Regions from separate parts of the Homo sapiens genome. Here region 1 is linked to region 2. Evidence: chromatin loops called from intact Hi-C (ENCODE). Cell type or tissue: sigmoid colon. All regions are shown on one strand.

Region 1 (8,000 bases), 82 kb after region 2:
TCTATAAAGCAAAGTTGACTTCAAAACCTCCCTCTCCAAGATGTCAATGGTTAGAAGCAACCCACTGGTGATCACACCAGCTCACTCGACCTGGCCTACCTAGGGGCCAGTGTAGCTCCAGGGCTGGCCCTGCCCCAAGCAGACACCTCCACCTGCCTGGGCACATCTGCCCTGGACCAGCCCCTTGGTGCTTCCCAAGTCAGCTGCTGCCGTGGTCGGCAGCTCACAGAGCTCTCATAGACAGGGAGGAGACCCAGCCAGCACTGACCACTGGTATTGATGCCCAGGGCAACACAAGGCCTCCTCAGCTCTTAGGACTCACCTGTGTCAGGTTGAGATTCTACTCACTGTGCATGGTCACTATTGTCTGTGCAGTGCTGTTGGCTCCTGGTGTCTGTCCGTGGAGTCCTCATGGTCCAAGATGGTTGCTTGAGCTCCAGCTACCATGTCTGTGTTCCGACTGCTTCCTCCCCACCCAGTGACCATCACTGAGCACACATCTCACTGATTCATGTGATGGTTCTAAACAAATCTATACATTATTTGAGAAAGGCGGGAGTCTGTGTCCCCTCCTCCTGAGACTGAGCCAGCCTTTGTGACTTACTTGTTACCAATAAAAGGCAATGGAAGAAAGGCCACATGCCTCATCCCAGAAAGCTCATGCAGTTTCCAGCTGGTACTCTTGCCAGGCGTGCTCTTGGGGACAGCCACCACTAAGTCTCACGCCCCAGGATCATCATGTTGAAAGGTCACACCTGAAGGGAATAGCGTTGTTATAAAGACTACTGGATAGGACCAGGCACGGTGGCTCACGCTTGTAATCCCAGCACTTTGGGAGGCCGAGGTGGGCGGATCATTTGAGGTCAGGAGTTTGAGACCAGCCTGGCCAACATGGTGAAACCCCATCTCTAGTGAAAATACAAAAATTAGCCGGGTGTGGTGTCGCGCACCTGTAGTCCCAGCTACTTGGGAGGCTGAGGTAGGAGAATCGCTTGAGCCTGGGAGGTGGAGGTTACAGTGAGTTGAGATCGCGTCATTGCACTCCAGACTGGGCAAAAAAAAAGAAAAAAAAAAAAGAAAAAAAAGACTACTGATGTCAGTTAGAGGGCCCAGCACTGGTCAGGCCACAGTTCCTGGGAAGTGGTTCCTCTCTCTACCCTGCTATGGAAGCAGTTGGGGAAGCTGCTAGGAGGGTGAGCTCTGGAGGCTGAGTGTTGGGAGTCACATGCTGCTTCCTCTGCTCATTGGCATGTGTCCTTATGCGTTACCTACCCACTGGGCCTCCTTTTTCATCTGTAAAATGGGTATGATAATTGTCACCACCTCACAGAATTGATATGAAGATTAGATTAGTTAATAAATGAGACAGTCTCAGAACTGTGTCTCACTCAATATCACCTGTTTTATTTCATGCCACCAATTATTTCATAAAATTACTGTTTCCTCATATATAGCTTTCTCTCCACTGGAATGTGGCTGTACAGGGCAGGCACTATGGTCACTGTGCTGGTGACCATCCTATCCTCACTGCTGGGTCACCACAACCTCGAAGAGTGTCTGTCACACAGCAGGGACTTGAATCAGTTTGGATCAGGTTTTTTTGCTTTTTCTTTTATTTTTGAGTTTGGATCAGGTTTGACTATGTGTAACAGATCAACTCAAAACAACAGTGGCTTTAAAAGGGAGCAGTTTATCTGCCTCTCAGGAATAAGAGGTGTCTGGAGGCGTACACCCCAGGAAAAGTTTTGTGAAACTGTCATTGTCAGAGGTCCAGACTCCTTCCATCTTGCTCCTGCAGCAGGTTTAGTGTGTCTACTTCATGGTCCATGATGGCTGCTTAAGCTGCAGCCATCACATCTGAATTCTGTGTCAGGAACAAAAAGGCACAAAGAGGCATAAAAAGGCATACCAGTTTTTTTTGGCGAAAATTTCTAGCAGTTCTATACAATAATTCAGTTTACATCTCATTGGCCTAACCTTAATGCATGGTTACATCAGCTAGGAAGCTTATCCCACTGGGAAGGGCAGTGTTATTCCCACCGGGAAGGGCAGCATTATTCCCAGTTAAAGTCAGGATTCTAAGGGACAGGAGGAAATATTGAGAAGAAATGAGCAGTCTCTGGCCAGTGCTCAGTAACTCTCAGACAGATAGATAAATGGTCCAGCCCGCCTCTGCCCTTTCCACCCACGCCCTGGGGGTTCCCACTGCCCTGCAGGCCAGCTGACCTGTGATTTGCGCCAGCTTTGTCTCTAGAAGGCTGTGACTACTGCCTGAGAGGGAGTCAAAAGGTAGGAAGGAGGCTGGCTCAGGAGAGGGGAATGGTGCAAGGCAGAAGCAGCCACTCTTCCATCCTTGGCATACCCATCCTTGACAATGACACTGTCATCAGTCATCCCTTCCATGCCCAGGGCCTGCTGTGGCAGGGACTTTGGGGGCTTGCTCCAAAGGAGTGAGGATAGCTAAGGACAAGACCAATCTTCTTTACTTCCTAAGATTTCATCACCCCAGGACTTCATCTGCTTGGTTACCAGATGGTTATCACCATCTACCCCCACAGGACACAAGCTGTCACCTTGTGGCCACCGTCAGTGCGAGTCAGCAGTCCTCTGGGCAGGTGTGAAGGTTCCAGCTGATGAATGGGAAACTTCAGGCCGGAGAGGGAGGGCAGAAGCCCTACTCAGGCTCTTGGGTCCCAAGAGCCCTGCATCCTCTTTGGCTCAAGGTGCAAAATCTTCTGAGAAGGTTGGGCCATAGTGGGTTCCGGAAACAGGTGCCAAGTCACAAGCTTCTGCTTCTGAAAGGGGAGAGCAGGGAGCTGGATTTGGGCAAATCTAGGCCAGGTTCACACATGCTGAGTGGACAGACTCTGGCTCCTACCTGGATCCTGCTCCTCTGCAGCTTTCTGTGCTCGTGGTCATTGTCCGTCTCGCTCTATCCTGGCCTCTTCTGCTGACCACCAGAGCCCCACAGACCACGACCTCTGGCCTGGGCTGAGTCTTCTGGCTGCTAGGAGTGGAGGATTCACAAAGTTCACAGTCTCATTAGTCCTCAGGAATAAAAGGTCCTACTTGGCTACTAGATGATTCCTTACCGCCATCACCAACACCAAAGCCAAGATCAAGGGAAGACCGTCACGGGTCTCTTGAGGACCTGAGCATGGAGGCGGGCACCAATGCAGAACACTGAGCTCTTCGTTGACTTTGGCAAAGTTCTTGTCCCATGCTATGCACTTTGCACCTAGCATCCTATTTCGTTTTCCCCTCAACCCCGTGCTGTTGAGACCATTGTTATTATCCCCATTTCACAGATGAGGAAACTGAGGTGTAGAGAGGTAGACTTGCCCAAGGACCTCACCTACAGGGAAGCCCCAGTGACCCTGTGGGGAGGTAAAAAAGGACATCTAGAAAACGTGTGATCTCCTCTTGGTGGCAGGGGCCTTGCTAGCAAAGCAAGAACATTGCAGACATGAATGCTGGATCTAGATATTTTGGTTATCACCTGGCATGACAGAGTGTTAGAGGTGGACTGACCCGGGAGAGGACCAAATCCAAAATTCTCCTTATGCAGAGGAGGAAACGCAGGCCAGAGTGGGGAAGCACCTTGCCCTGGCTTCATGTCAGCAGGTCCAACGTGCAGCCTGCTCTCATTTAGTTCGGACATTTCTTTTCCCTGATGAGTTGCTATTTTGTAAAAAGGCTTTTCTTTGGTTTAAAAAAAAAAAAAGTATTTCTGTCCTGTGGGCATGGTTGGATTTTCCCTCAACTTTTCACTAGCACCAAGTGCAAAAAAGGCTGAGGTTGTTACACAGTGACAAGCACCCCCTATCAGTATATTTTGGGAGGACAAACAACTTCAAGGGACTCAGCATCATCTTATCATGACACCTCCCACTCCCAAGAGTGATCTACGTAAGTATCATGCTAAACACTTCACAGTTACTCCATCGCATCCCCCAGTCCCTGACGGAGGAACTCCTCCTTACTTTTCGCGTCTTGTAGCTGAGGACACTGAGGTTTATCCAGGGAACCTATCCAAGATTACACACTTGATAAACAGCAGAACCAGCTCTAAAGGAGGGTTGGCAAACCACAGCCCACAAGTGAGATCCAACCAGCTGCCTATTTTTGCATGGCCCATGAGCTGAGAATAGTTCTTACACTTTTAGAGGATTGGTGGGGCGGGGGGGAAAGGACCAAAGAAGAATATTTCACGACTCGTGAAAATTATATGAATTTCAAATGTCAGTGTCCATAAATAAAGTTTTATTGGGACACTGCCATGCCCATTCATTTACAGATTGCTGCTGCTTTCGAGTAGTTGCAACAGAAATGGTACGGCCAGCAAAGCCTAAAATATTTACTGCCTGGCCCTTTACAGAAAAAGTTTGCTGACCACCCCCGCTCTAAAGCAAAGGCTCCTACCCCATGTTTTAATGTTCCAAGAAAGCTCCAAGGCTGGCATCAGAACTGTGAGCGTCAGGGTTTCCAGACCTTACCCTCAGAATGACGCCAGACAAGACAAGCCATGGAAATCACCAAACTTCTCTGGGGCTTAACTGCAAAATAAGGATAATCATCATGCCCTGCCTGGCTCCTAAAACTGTCAGAAGATGAAAACAAAATAATGTACATGAAAGCATTTTGTAATCCAGAAAGCACTCTACAGAAATGGAAATGATTCAGAGAAAGAGGGCTGGTATAAAGGAAAGAAGCCAACTGGAGGAGGTGGGGGCGGGTTTGCCTTGCTTTTGCAGGATTCATTAATAAAACAGACCAAGCCTGTTGGGAATGGCCTTTGTCATAAACCCTGTGCCCCTTGCTCCCCCATGGAGCATATTCTTTGACCCTGAAGCATGGATTCATCTCTTAAAACATTTACATTTGGGGCCAGTGTCACTGTCCCAGAGAAATGGCTTGCAGGGCATTCCCAGGTTTGGGCTTCTTCCCAAGGTGTGGGCTTCCTCCATGAGGCAATTTTAAGGTACTAGGAAGACTTCCCTGTCCCCAAATTCACTCTGCTCTTTTCTGCTCACTGATTTGCAAAATTTCACGGAGATTCATTTCTGTGATTATTCCAAATCTGTTAAAACAAATATTTCTGGACTAGGCTATCATTAAACCCTGTTGGTTATTTCTAGAGTGTGAACAAATCAGTTGATCATTTGTTCAAGAAATATTTGCTAAGGTCCCGCAAAATGTAGGAGACCAATGGGCATTCGAGGGACAGACAGGAGACGCTAGGAGGGTGAAACCGAATCAGATGTTGTCACCACTGTGTCCAACCAGCTCCATTTTTCAAGGTGTTTAAGAAAGAGAAGGGAGAAAGAAAAGAAGGTGTAGCAAGAGTTCCAGCAGGCATGGTTAGGGCTGGAATCCTTCTACGATGGAGAAGGGTGAGAGGCAGCAGAGCCCGAGAGCTAAGTTTTGTGGAGACACATTTTGATTTTGTGAAGGGGTATTTGGAGCTGCTGCCTGGTAACTCCGGGGTGGAGTCCACTGCTGCCATGAACCCCCTCCCACTTACAGGGGAACCTGCTGTTTTTGACTGTCAGCACAAAAGCCAATCTGAACCCGACAGCAGCCCAGCTTTCCTATCGCTCCCCACCCACAGGCGCAGCCCCCCTGCTGGCACCATGGATGCCTGACACTCAGCTGATCTTTTAAAAGTGAGAAACAAACAAAACTCTGTGCAGAATTGGATGTTTATTTCCACCATCTGCATGGCAATACAAGTTCAAGTTATAATGGCATCCGCTCTCCATCAGTATTAGGCAACCATTTAAACATCTACAGCCATTTACTGATTATAAACACACACTAAAAAAAAAGGCGGCAAGTGGCATGTGGCCCCACACCTGCTGCCTCTGTGTGCGTCAGTCAATTTCATGCCTAGGAAGCTCTGGGCTCCATGGGGATGGATCTATAAAGCAGTTTGGTTGGTTGTGGGTTTTACTTTTTTTTCCCTGGGAACAGCATAAACCAAGTTGGCCCAAAATACACTTATTGCAAATAGATGGGAATAAATGGAAAATAGACAATGATCATTTGCTTTTAATTAGAAGATAAAAATTGATGAGTGTTTTTACTGGCCTTCAAGAAAAGTTAGCAGGGATTACTGTTCAAATGCTCCTGCTTGCCACCACCCCCACCTCTCCCATCCCAGGAAGGTCTGAGTCACCAGGCAAGGACGGAACAGCACATCAACTGGATGTGGTGAGAGGCACTGGAAACTGAAGAAATCGATGCAATTTATAGGGGGAAAAAAAGAAAAGTTGATCCAAAAACTGGGAAAACGTTTTCTGGATCAACTTTTTGTCTTGCAAAAGGTTTCCCTACCTCCTTCAGACCTGCCCCTGGCCGTCATGGGCCTGTGGCTGGCTGCAGCCTGAGACCTGCCTCAGTACCGTCCTGAAGGGGCTGTGTGGTTTTGGGTTGCCATTCTCAGAATCTGCTTTATTACCTGGGAGAGCTAAAATGGGGAATTTCATAAGACTAATGGATTCCTAGGGACTCTGGATCTTACATTTCCAGGTTAATGTCTCCAACGTAAGGTTTGTTTTGGTTTGTCTGAGAGTTTTCTAACTAAAAGTATCTTCTGCCACTGTGGTGTAAAGGCCCCACTGATTGCCCATGACCAAGTTTTTTGGAAGGAGGAGTGGGAATAGACCTCTCTCAGCTTCTGATCTGGTCAGAAGCTCCAAGTTCTCCCAGAAAGCTCCTTCATCTCTCTCATGTGATCCATGAAGCGCATCAGAGACTCTTCCACCAGGAGCACCACAGTCAGCTCCTCTGCTCCACCCCGGGGGTGCCTCTCTGCCCCCCTTTCCTTTGAACACTGGTTTTGAGATGGCGCTCTGCCTTCTCGGCTCATTGAGCCTGGCTAGCGGGAACCCAGCATAGCTTGCTTTGTCTTCAATCCATTTTAGAATAAAAGTTAGCTCTATATAGCTACAACAATTACCACCCCACCACCAGCATATTACAGAACTAATCCTATTTGGGGTTCTAACTTAAAGCCTCACATTGGGAAAGTTGGCATTGAAAGTGAATTATTACACACCAATGTGGACTCAAGTCCATTTCTCACGATAACCAGCAAAACTTGAAGCTTGTCAAATTATAATTTCTCCAGCATCCTGAAAGACCTTTGGGAGCCTGTGTGGAGGCATAAACATCTCCTGTAAATCCAGTTTTATTAACCCAGGGGAAAGTTGTTTTAAAAAAAAAAACAAAATGAAAACACTGTCTCAAGTACTTTCAATCTCCCCTCTCTGCACTTCTGTAATTGTCACTGGTTCCTAATGCTTCCTGATTCCCTCCTCTTACCCTTTTTCCACTAAAATCTACCCTTAGGATCTTATTTGCATCCTGACTAACGGGTAAAAGGAAGGTCATTACAGAAATGAAACCGACAGCATATTTTACAACATCAAGACATTATTGTTAAATTTTTCAGGTGTGATAATGGTATTGTGACTTAAAAAACAAAAATGACTCCTTTCCTTTGGTGACCCATATTGAAATGTGAGCTACACCCAGAAATGATGATGAGATTTGCTTAAAGTGATAGAGGGGAGGACTGGCTGGTGCTGTAGGTGAAACAAAACTGGACTTGGTATGTGCCAAAGCTGATTAATGGATACTAGGCGTCATCATATTTTTTGGTATATGCTTGAAAGTTTCTATAATAAAAAGTGTGTTTTTTTTTTTAACAAAAAGCCCACTCTTAGGGAAACATCTGATAAATACATCCAAAGTAAGATGTCACCAACGAATAAGGATAAATAGCAGTTATCTATTTCCTGAGGCATCTGCGTTTAACAGGACTTAAAAAGCCTTAAGACAAAGAAATGAATCCAACAGTGCAAGTCAGGCAGGAGAAAAGAGAAGGGGAGCGAGTGGCCACCTCCAAAAAGGCCACTGAAGCCAAGCGCTCTGAAGAGAGTTCCAGGCTCAGTTTTCTTTCTTTATCAGAACGAATAGGATTTAATAAAGATAGG
Region 2 (8,000 bases):
ATCGTGAATGAGTTAGAATTCAGCAATCTGAAAGTAAGAGACAGATTCCAATGGAGAGATGTAAAACTTGAGTCACATGGTAAAGCCATTTCTCTTTCCTTTGCTACGTTTTGATCTGTGGGCAAACATGAGCTCTTCTTAGCCTAAGGAGACCACATTTTGTTGTCAAAAACCTGATTCTCACAGCCTGCTCTTAGAGACGATGGCAAGTGGATTCCTTTTGACCAGATTTTCTTGTCCTCTCCAGAACTCTACTCCTTTCTTCCCTGTGTGTCTCAGTAAATATGATCTGATAGCTGTGACTTTAAAACATTATAATGCTCAGCACGACTAAACAGCCAGTGAATGCTTTATGGTACACAAGCAATCATAAAATTAGAGATCTAAAAAGATCTAATCCAAATCTATTTTTACGAAAATAAAAGCCCAGAGAAGCTAAGTGACTTGACCAAAGTCATGCAGCTGGACCCATAACAATAGTTAAAAAAAAAAAAAAAAAAGTTTGTTTAAGAAACTTTCAGGAGACTGTTACTACGTAGTTTTCTATTTGAGTCATCACCCAAGTCTACTGGCAAAAGAATACCTAAAATTGTATTTCTATTATATGAAAAGTATATTTTAATAGCACTGCAATTTCTAAGAGGCCTCAGATTTTAAAATGTTAAGTGTAATGTTAAAAGTAGGCATATAAGATTTCAAGAACAAAAGTATCAAGAGTATGTTTATTGAGGATGAATAGTGCTCTCCTATATTCCATTTATCCAAATTTTTCTATAGCACATTGCTTGTTTTAATTTCAGTCTCATCTCAAATTTAAGAAACCAACACAGATCAAGAGAATGAGGTGTGTACTCTTACTTTGCCTGTCACTGGATTGCTTTTGAAAACTACTTTTTGGACATTTGTTTTCATCAGCACACATTACCCAGCCTGGGTTACAGGGCACAACATGAGCATCACCACAGGGACTTGAGCATTGCTCACAGAGAGGAGATGGGATGAGGAATAGTTAGGAGTGTGGGCTTTTGGCCCTGGACTAGAATCTGGCTCTGATTTGGGACAAGTTAGTTAAGTTCCCTGAACCTCAGTTTCCTTATCTATCAAATGGGATCATAAGCATGCCTTCATCATACCGATGAAGTGATGATGAAATAAAATTACGCACGTAAGTTCATAGGATGCTGCCTGACTGGTTTAAGTTCTCAGCAAACTAGAAACACTCCTATTTCCAGAGTAACATTAAGATTTTAAAATGAAGTTTTCTTTTAAACTGAGGTGTTTGGGAAACAGTGCATTTAGGTGACTTTCAGGTCATGAGTCAATGCAATTACCTCCCCATTTACTAGATCTGGGTGTTGGGATCTACAATAAAGTCTCTGAAGAAAACAGGTATCGAACTAAGGAAAGAGCTGAGCAGGGAGCCTCAGTGCTTTGCTGGGGACATCACAGGGTAAATTAACACCAAGAGGCAGCCACGGTCTCCTCACGGAGCTGGGGTACTTTAGGAAGGGCTGATACCAAAGAGGCAGAGACGGCCCTCCAAGGATGGCACCTCAGGGCCCCCCATTGTGCAGAGGGAACTTCCCATACTCACAGCAGCTGCAGAGAAGGCAGATGGGAAAACATTCGGTCCTTGATTTCTGAAAACGTCCCATTTACCAGGCTCCTACGGGCAAAAGATGAACAAAAGTAGGCCTAGGTTTCTTTTAGGAAGTGCCATGCAGGGTGGGTAATCAAACTCTGCCTCCACCTGTACTTCAAACCCTGACTCTCAGGAGTGAGGCATAGCACAGTTGCCCAGGATCTTCCCCGGGGTAGGAATAAGAAGAGACAAGCCACTTCCCAATGAATCAGATCAATATGAAGACTAGTCTGAATAACAGAAACCTTTACCATCAGCTCCTTCCACAGACATTATCTCGGTCAGTTTAAATCAATCCCTTCACTTCCTTTTCTTAACTACAGGAGGTCCTTGCCTGAAAATGGATAATCGCTTCACCTCTGCCCATGATTCTGTTTGTGTAGACACAGCGTTGTGTTGGCCTATGAAATGCTGGGGTAGGATTAAGCATTCCTCTTGGGACCCCATCTCTGAAAGACAGAGCACTCCTGATTAAATGCAACATGAAAGCCCTGGGGAAAAACTCACAGACACCTGAACTCCCCTGTGTGGGGAGAGGCAGTACCATCTGCCAGATAAAACGGTCAACCAGGAGGCAAGATGCTTGGCTTTATTTCTGCCCCCAGGCCCCCATCCTTTCTGGCCACAGCAGGATCTGAATACATTATTTCAGAATTCCTTTCAGTTGGCATGCAGATCACTTAAGCAGCTGCTGGTCTGAAGGATTTAATAAGGGGAACTCTAATTTCTGGAATCCTCCATGTCACCCGACTTAGCAATATTAAGAATCAAAAAGGTCCTCTGTTCCCACCAGCCAAACTCTTCTGACTTTCTATAAATGCAAATGGGAACCCCCTCACTCCTGGGTCCAGGCCCCTACAATTTGCCTTGGGTGGGAGGCTGGGAAGCACTGGACACAAGAAAGTATCTTGAGCACAAGCAACGTCACCCCGGGGATTCCCTGCCTCCACCACTGACTGGGCACCCAGGCATCTTGGCCTGGAACAAGAGAGTGGTCTTAGCAGGAAACATGTCCTAGCAGTAAAGATACAGCCCAACAGCCCCTTCCACCGCCCTTGTGAGAGCTGGTCATTTGGCTTGAGTGGCCAGGTGAGGGCAGGATGAAAGCACCTCTCGGCAGGTGGATACCTAATGTGAAGCCCTTTCCTGTCAGTTCCTCCTGCTGAAAAAGCAGCCAACACAACTGTGTGATGGAGAAAGGGGGCAAGAAGCCCTCCTGACCTCAGGGCAAGAAGGCTGACTTCAAAGCACTTGGCCACTGGGCTAGGCGCCCAACATGCCCCAAACCTCTGCCCAGCCTTCTGTTACCCCTCTTCTAGGCCACGGGGGGCGGCCCCTCCCCTCCCAGAGCCTGCATGCCTTGACCTCGACTTTTTGCAACCTGCAATGTGGAGAAGTCGGGAGGAGGCCACGGGGTGAACATTCGCCCCAGACCTGATGTGGGGCAGTGAGGCCTCACCCTGCCCAGTTTGCACTCAGTCAGGTCGTGTTCAGCTGCTCCTATGCACGCCCCTACACACACAACTCCAACCCGCAAACACACACACACACACGCACACGCCCTCTCAAACTTTAATGCACCCTTGAGTCTCCCGGGGACGTCAAACGCACACTCCAGGACTCCACTCCAAAGACTGCTTCAGAGCAGCTGGATTCTGCATTGGCACAAGCTTCCCCAGGTGAGTCTGATGCAGGTGGCCCGTGGGCCACACTCTGAGAAACGCTGCCACAGGAACCTGTCTGGGTTCCCAGATTCTGGGGCTCAGGTCCTCACCGTCCTCCCCGGGGGCCAACACTCCACCCACGTCCCCCACACAAAGGCAAAGAAGGGGCCTGGGGAGTGGGTCAGGGTCGCGCTGGCCCGGCGCCAGAGGCAACTCCCTCGCGGCGGCGGACGCAGGGTGGGGCGGGACGGGATGGGGGCTGGAGGGGTCCCACTCACAGGGAGCTGATGTCGCCCGGCACGATCCTGGGCACCCAGGAAGAGCCCACGCAGATGATAGACTCCTTGGTACAGCTGCAAGTGGCGGGGCAGCGCGCCAGCCGCCTCACCTGCGCGCTCCGCGGTATCAGGCACGCGGCGCCCAGCAGCAGCAGCAGCAGCCCGAGCGCTCCGCAGCCGCCTCTCCGCAGCGCCATGCCCGGTCCCCGCTCCCCGCCCGGGCCCCGACCCCCACCGCCGCGCCGCGCGCTCGGACCCGGCGCCGCTGCAGACGCGGGCGCCGCTCGCTGCTCTGCCGCCGCCGCTGCTGGCGAGGACTAGGGAGCCGCGGGTGTGGGAGGCCGAGCCGCAGCCGAGCAGCATGCTGGCCGCCACCCCCACTCGGCGCCCCCCCACCCGAGCCCGGGCTGCTGGGCGGCCGCCGCCGCTGCGCCCGCCGCACTCGCGCCTGCCTGACATCAGCACTCGCGCCCGCAGCCCGGCTCTGGCCAATGAATAATGCATGGCGGGGCCCGCCCCGCGGGGGAGGGGGCCAGCGCCGGCCCCGTGGCGCCCCACCCGGCCCCCACCTCGCCACCCCCTCTCGCCCCGGGCCGGGCGCGGGGACAGAGGGAAAAGTTGGGTGACCTTGGGGGAGGGGCCAAGCCTGGCGGAGACCCCCGTCGGGGCCTGACTGAGCGGTGGAGGATCCGATGCCTGCAATACCTCCAGGGGTATAATCTGGGGAGGGCACTGGGTTCCTTTCAGGCAAATCAATAAAGTCGGAGCGGGGAGTGTGGAGAACCGGCTTGATTACTGGGGAGGGAGGCAGCCCTGGGTGCTTTGAAGAGGAGAGACTTTGGAGCAGCCTTTATTAATTTTGAAGTGCATGCTGCCGGTAGGGTCAGCGAGGATGGCTTTGCTTGTCTTCTGCGGTGGGGCAGTGAGGTCTGGCTCTCGCTCCCACAGCACCAGGGGTTACTGAAGCCAGCCAGTCCTCCCATGGGAGGAACGTGGGGAAGCAAAGCCGCTGCAGCCTGCACGCCCGGCGCTCTGGGCCCTGCCTGCTGCCTGCTAAAGAGCTGGAAAGCCCGGGAAAGTTTCCCCTCGCTCAGCTGCCCACGGGTCACCCCACCCGCCCCAGTCAGAGGAGGGTTTGTAGAGATTGAGGGTGTGATACATTCTAGCCACTGTACTTTTAATCTTCTAACCTTTTGAGGCAGGTCCTACTTATATCCTTAATTTATTGATGAGGCTGCTGACGCCCAGAAAGCATCCTGACTGGCTGATGGTCCAGCAGCTCCTGGCTGGGCAGGATGGGGCTCGGAGCCTTGAAGGGCTACCTTAACTGGGCCCTCCTGAGCCCCTCTTCAACTCCTTAAGTTTGAAGCAATGAGCGGAAATCTTAACACAGGTAATGTGCGGCTGAGGAAATCAAAGAAAATGACCAAAGCGGAAACAAAGTAATGGCTAATAACCTGAACTGCTGGGAGAAGGGAATCACAGCACGACTGTCGAGCTGCAAACCAAGGAAAAGCATGCCAGATGCTAAAACCTACTCAGAAAAGTCAGTATCGAATGCAAAAGTAGGAATCATACTATTGCTTCTTCAGCAATTATTGTTGGTGATCCATTGACAAGATCCATGAGGACGGTATCAGGCTGGCTGCTGTGGGAGGGAACAAAGGAACAGCTCCTGTCCTCAGGGAGCTAAAAGTCTAGCTGGACAGACAACCCTAAAAGAGCAACTCCACTGGCTACAAGGGGGTCACAGACTGACCAAAAGAGGTTCAGGAATTGAAAGAGAGCTTTGCGTAGGCAACTTCATGGAGGGAGTTAGACATTCCCTGCTGGTGACTATGTAAAAAGCACCTGGCATCAGTACAAACCAGCCTGCATTTATCATCATTTAATTCTTGCATCTGTCCTGAGAAATGGGTCCTCCCATTTTATGGATGGGAACATTGAGCTCAGAGAAGTTTTTATCTTGTCCAAGATCACACAGGACATGGCCAGGGAGATCATACTCCACAACTGGCTGCTGTGTCTAACCCTCGCTGCTGTGTGGGCATGCATTTACAAATACTTTACTCAGCAAGCCCCAGTGTTAGGGGCTGAGGACACAGACCACAGCCTGGGAGGGCGACAGACATGCAGACCCACAATCGTGGATGTGTGTGCTGTGCACCTGAAAGATGTTTCCCTTAAGAGGGATGGGCTACTGCTTTATAGAGCAGAGGAACGGAGGCTTCTCAAACAGAGCACTCCCTGCTGACCCAGGAAAAGAAAATCTATTTCTCACCTCTGAGTGAGAGCCTGGGGGCAGGGTGGCATAGCTAAATGCTGGCCTCAGGACTAGACAGGTTGGGGTTTGCATCCCAGCCTACCACTTACTGATGTGTAATTGTGTAATCCCAGCCTGCCACTTACTGCTGTGCAAGCTGTGATCTTTCTAAACCTCCATTTCTTCACCTGTAAACAAGAGGTTGTTGTAACCACATTTGGGGGTTAAATGAGATCAAGAAAGTAAAGCATTTAATACCACAAAGGAGGCACTGGGCGTTTGAGCAGAGTTCTATGTGACTAGATTGTAGGTAAGTGACGGAGAGAGGACTATGGAGGGAGATGGGTTTTCCTGACTTCTGTCCTTCCATTGTAATCAGAGTCACTGTCTTGTGTTGTGGTTCTCAATTGCGGGTAATTCAGGGGACACTTGGCCATGTGTGGAGATATTTGGGGTGGGTGCCCCTGGCGTCTAATGTGTAGAGGCTGGGGACGCTACTAAACATCTTGCAGTACTCAGCAAGAATGATCCAGGTCAAAATGTTGCTAGAGCCAAGGTTGAGAGAGCCTGGCTTAGTGTTCTGGAAAGACCCTTGGCATGAGGAATTCCAGAGATGCAGATTGTAAGTCAGGTTCATCAATCACAAGCAAACCTTCTTGGTCATGTTATTCCCATCTCTAGCTTCTATTTTTTCATCTATAAAATGGGGATAAAGAGCCCTTCTGCACCCTTTCCTAAATAAATGTGACATATCATCATTGTTCCTAACCTTAACTTCCAACAGCTAGAGCTAGCTCCAGCCCACCCTCTCCACCCCAAAAAACTAAAAAGTTCCTGATAGGAATGGTGCAGAAAGTAGGCCAGAGTAGCATAGCTGGCAGAGTTAGTATTTGTTTCGGCTCTGCTAGAGACACTAAGTAAGTGAGTGCTTGTAAATTATAAGGCGCAGTTTATAAATTAAAATATAAAAATGGAAATGCAGATTACTTTGGTGTGGTTCCAAGTTCCTCAGCAGTTTAAAAAAAAACTTAATAGACAATCAGAGAGACACAATCTGTTTCAGGAAATAGCAAGAGTTTTTGAAAAATCTTTGTAAAAATCCTTGTTGAGACGTAAACTTACTCAAGCTATGTCTTTATGACATGAATAACACACGTTCCTACAGTGGCTGAAATGGCGTAGGCTTGAGTGGCCTTCTCTAAAGTCTCAAACCGGTTCTACTTTATATGACTCCATGTGTTGGCAGCTCAAAATGGCATTCATTCATGTGTTCATGTACCCTCATGTTCAGCTACTTGTCAGTTAATTCTGTCAGTATTAACTGAGAACCTACTATGTGCTGGGCATCAATAATAAAACAATGACCAAGACAGACATGATCCCCACTTTCATTGCAGACAGATATTAAATTAAAAGAATGCATACATGAGTATGCAATTGCAAATTTTGATAGAGCCTATGAAGGAAGAGAATAGGGGAGACCTAATTTAGGTGTGTATTAGTCCATTTTCATGCTGCTGATAAAGACATACTGGAGACTGGTTAATTTATAAAGAAAAAGAGGTTTGATGGACTCATAGTTCCACATGGCCTCATGGGGAGGCTTCAAAATCATGGTGGAAGGTGAAAGGCATGTCTTACATGGTGGCAGACAAGAGAAAATGAGAGCCAAGCAAAAGGGGTTTCTCCTTACAAAATCATCAGATCTTGTGAGACTTATTCACTAACACGAGAACACTATGGGGGAAACCACCACGCTGCTGATTCAATAATCTCCCACCAGGTCCCTCCCACAACATGTGGGAATTATGGGAGCTACAATTAAAGATGAGATTTGGGTGGGGACACAGCCAAACCATATCAAGATGATGAAAGCCTGTCTGAGACCTTAGCTGAGTGCTTTGAGATGAGGAAGGGCAGGCAAGTGCAGGAGGGCTGCGGGCAGTAAGCAGAGGCTAAGGGAGGGGCGAAGCAGGCAGAAAGCATGGGATGTGTGAAGTCACCTGGACCAGAACATGCTGAGTGCATGTAAGGCTCTGAATGCAGGCCAGTGTGGCCACAGCATGGAGAATAAGGGAGAGGAAGAGATGAAATGAGGTCTGAAAGGTAGAAAGAAACTAAATCATGCAGGACCTTGTAGACCAAGGCAAAGG

The links. Peaks named below come from ENCODE experiments on the same cell type or tissue, not always from the same donor. Only the 100,000 strongest peaks of a DNase experiment are listed, where the experiment ranks them.
Region 1: a loop joins it to region 2, with 2.6 times the contacts of the local background. A loop is called at or near these places in 2 of 110 quality-filtered maps.

What each region holds. Positions count from the first base shown.
Region 1 is chr4:25,108,535-25,116,534 of GRCh38, forward strand. It overlaps LOC105374534 (a long non-coding RNA gene), which reads right to left and starts at 4,277. Exons shown (of 4, transcript XR_925488.2): 1 at 2,879-4,277; 2 at 2,574-2,795; 3 at 1-755. In sigmoid colon, no CTCF peak of the experiment used is centred here; DNase peaks (open chromatin) are centred at 4,117 and 4,458.
Region 2 is chr4:25,026,913-25,034,912 of GRCh38, forward strand. LGI2 (leucine rich repeat LGI family member 2) reads right to left here and starts at 4,034. Exons shown (of 8, transcript NM_018176.4): 1 at 3,585-4,034; 2 at 1,595-1,666; 3 at 1-27. The coding sequence starts at 3,781. LOC124900684 (a long non-coding RNA gene) reads left to right here and starts at 3,196. Exons shown (of 2, transcript XR_007058083.1): 1 at 3,196-3,321. In sigmoid colon, no CTCF peak of the experiment used is centred here; DNase peaks (open chromatin) are centred at 4,119, 4,409 and 4,519; H3K4me3 peaks cover 2,023 bases.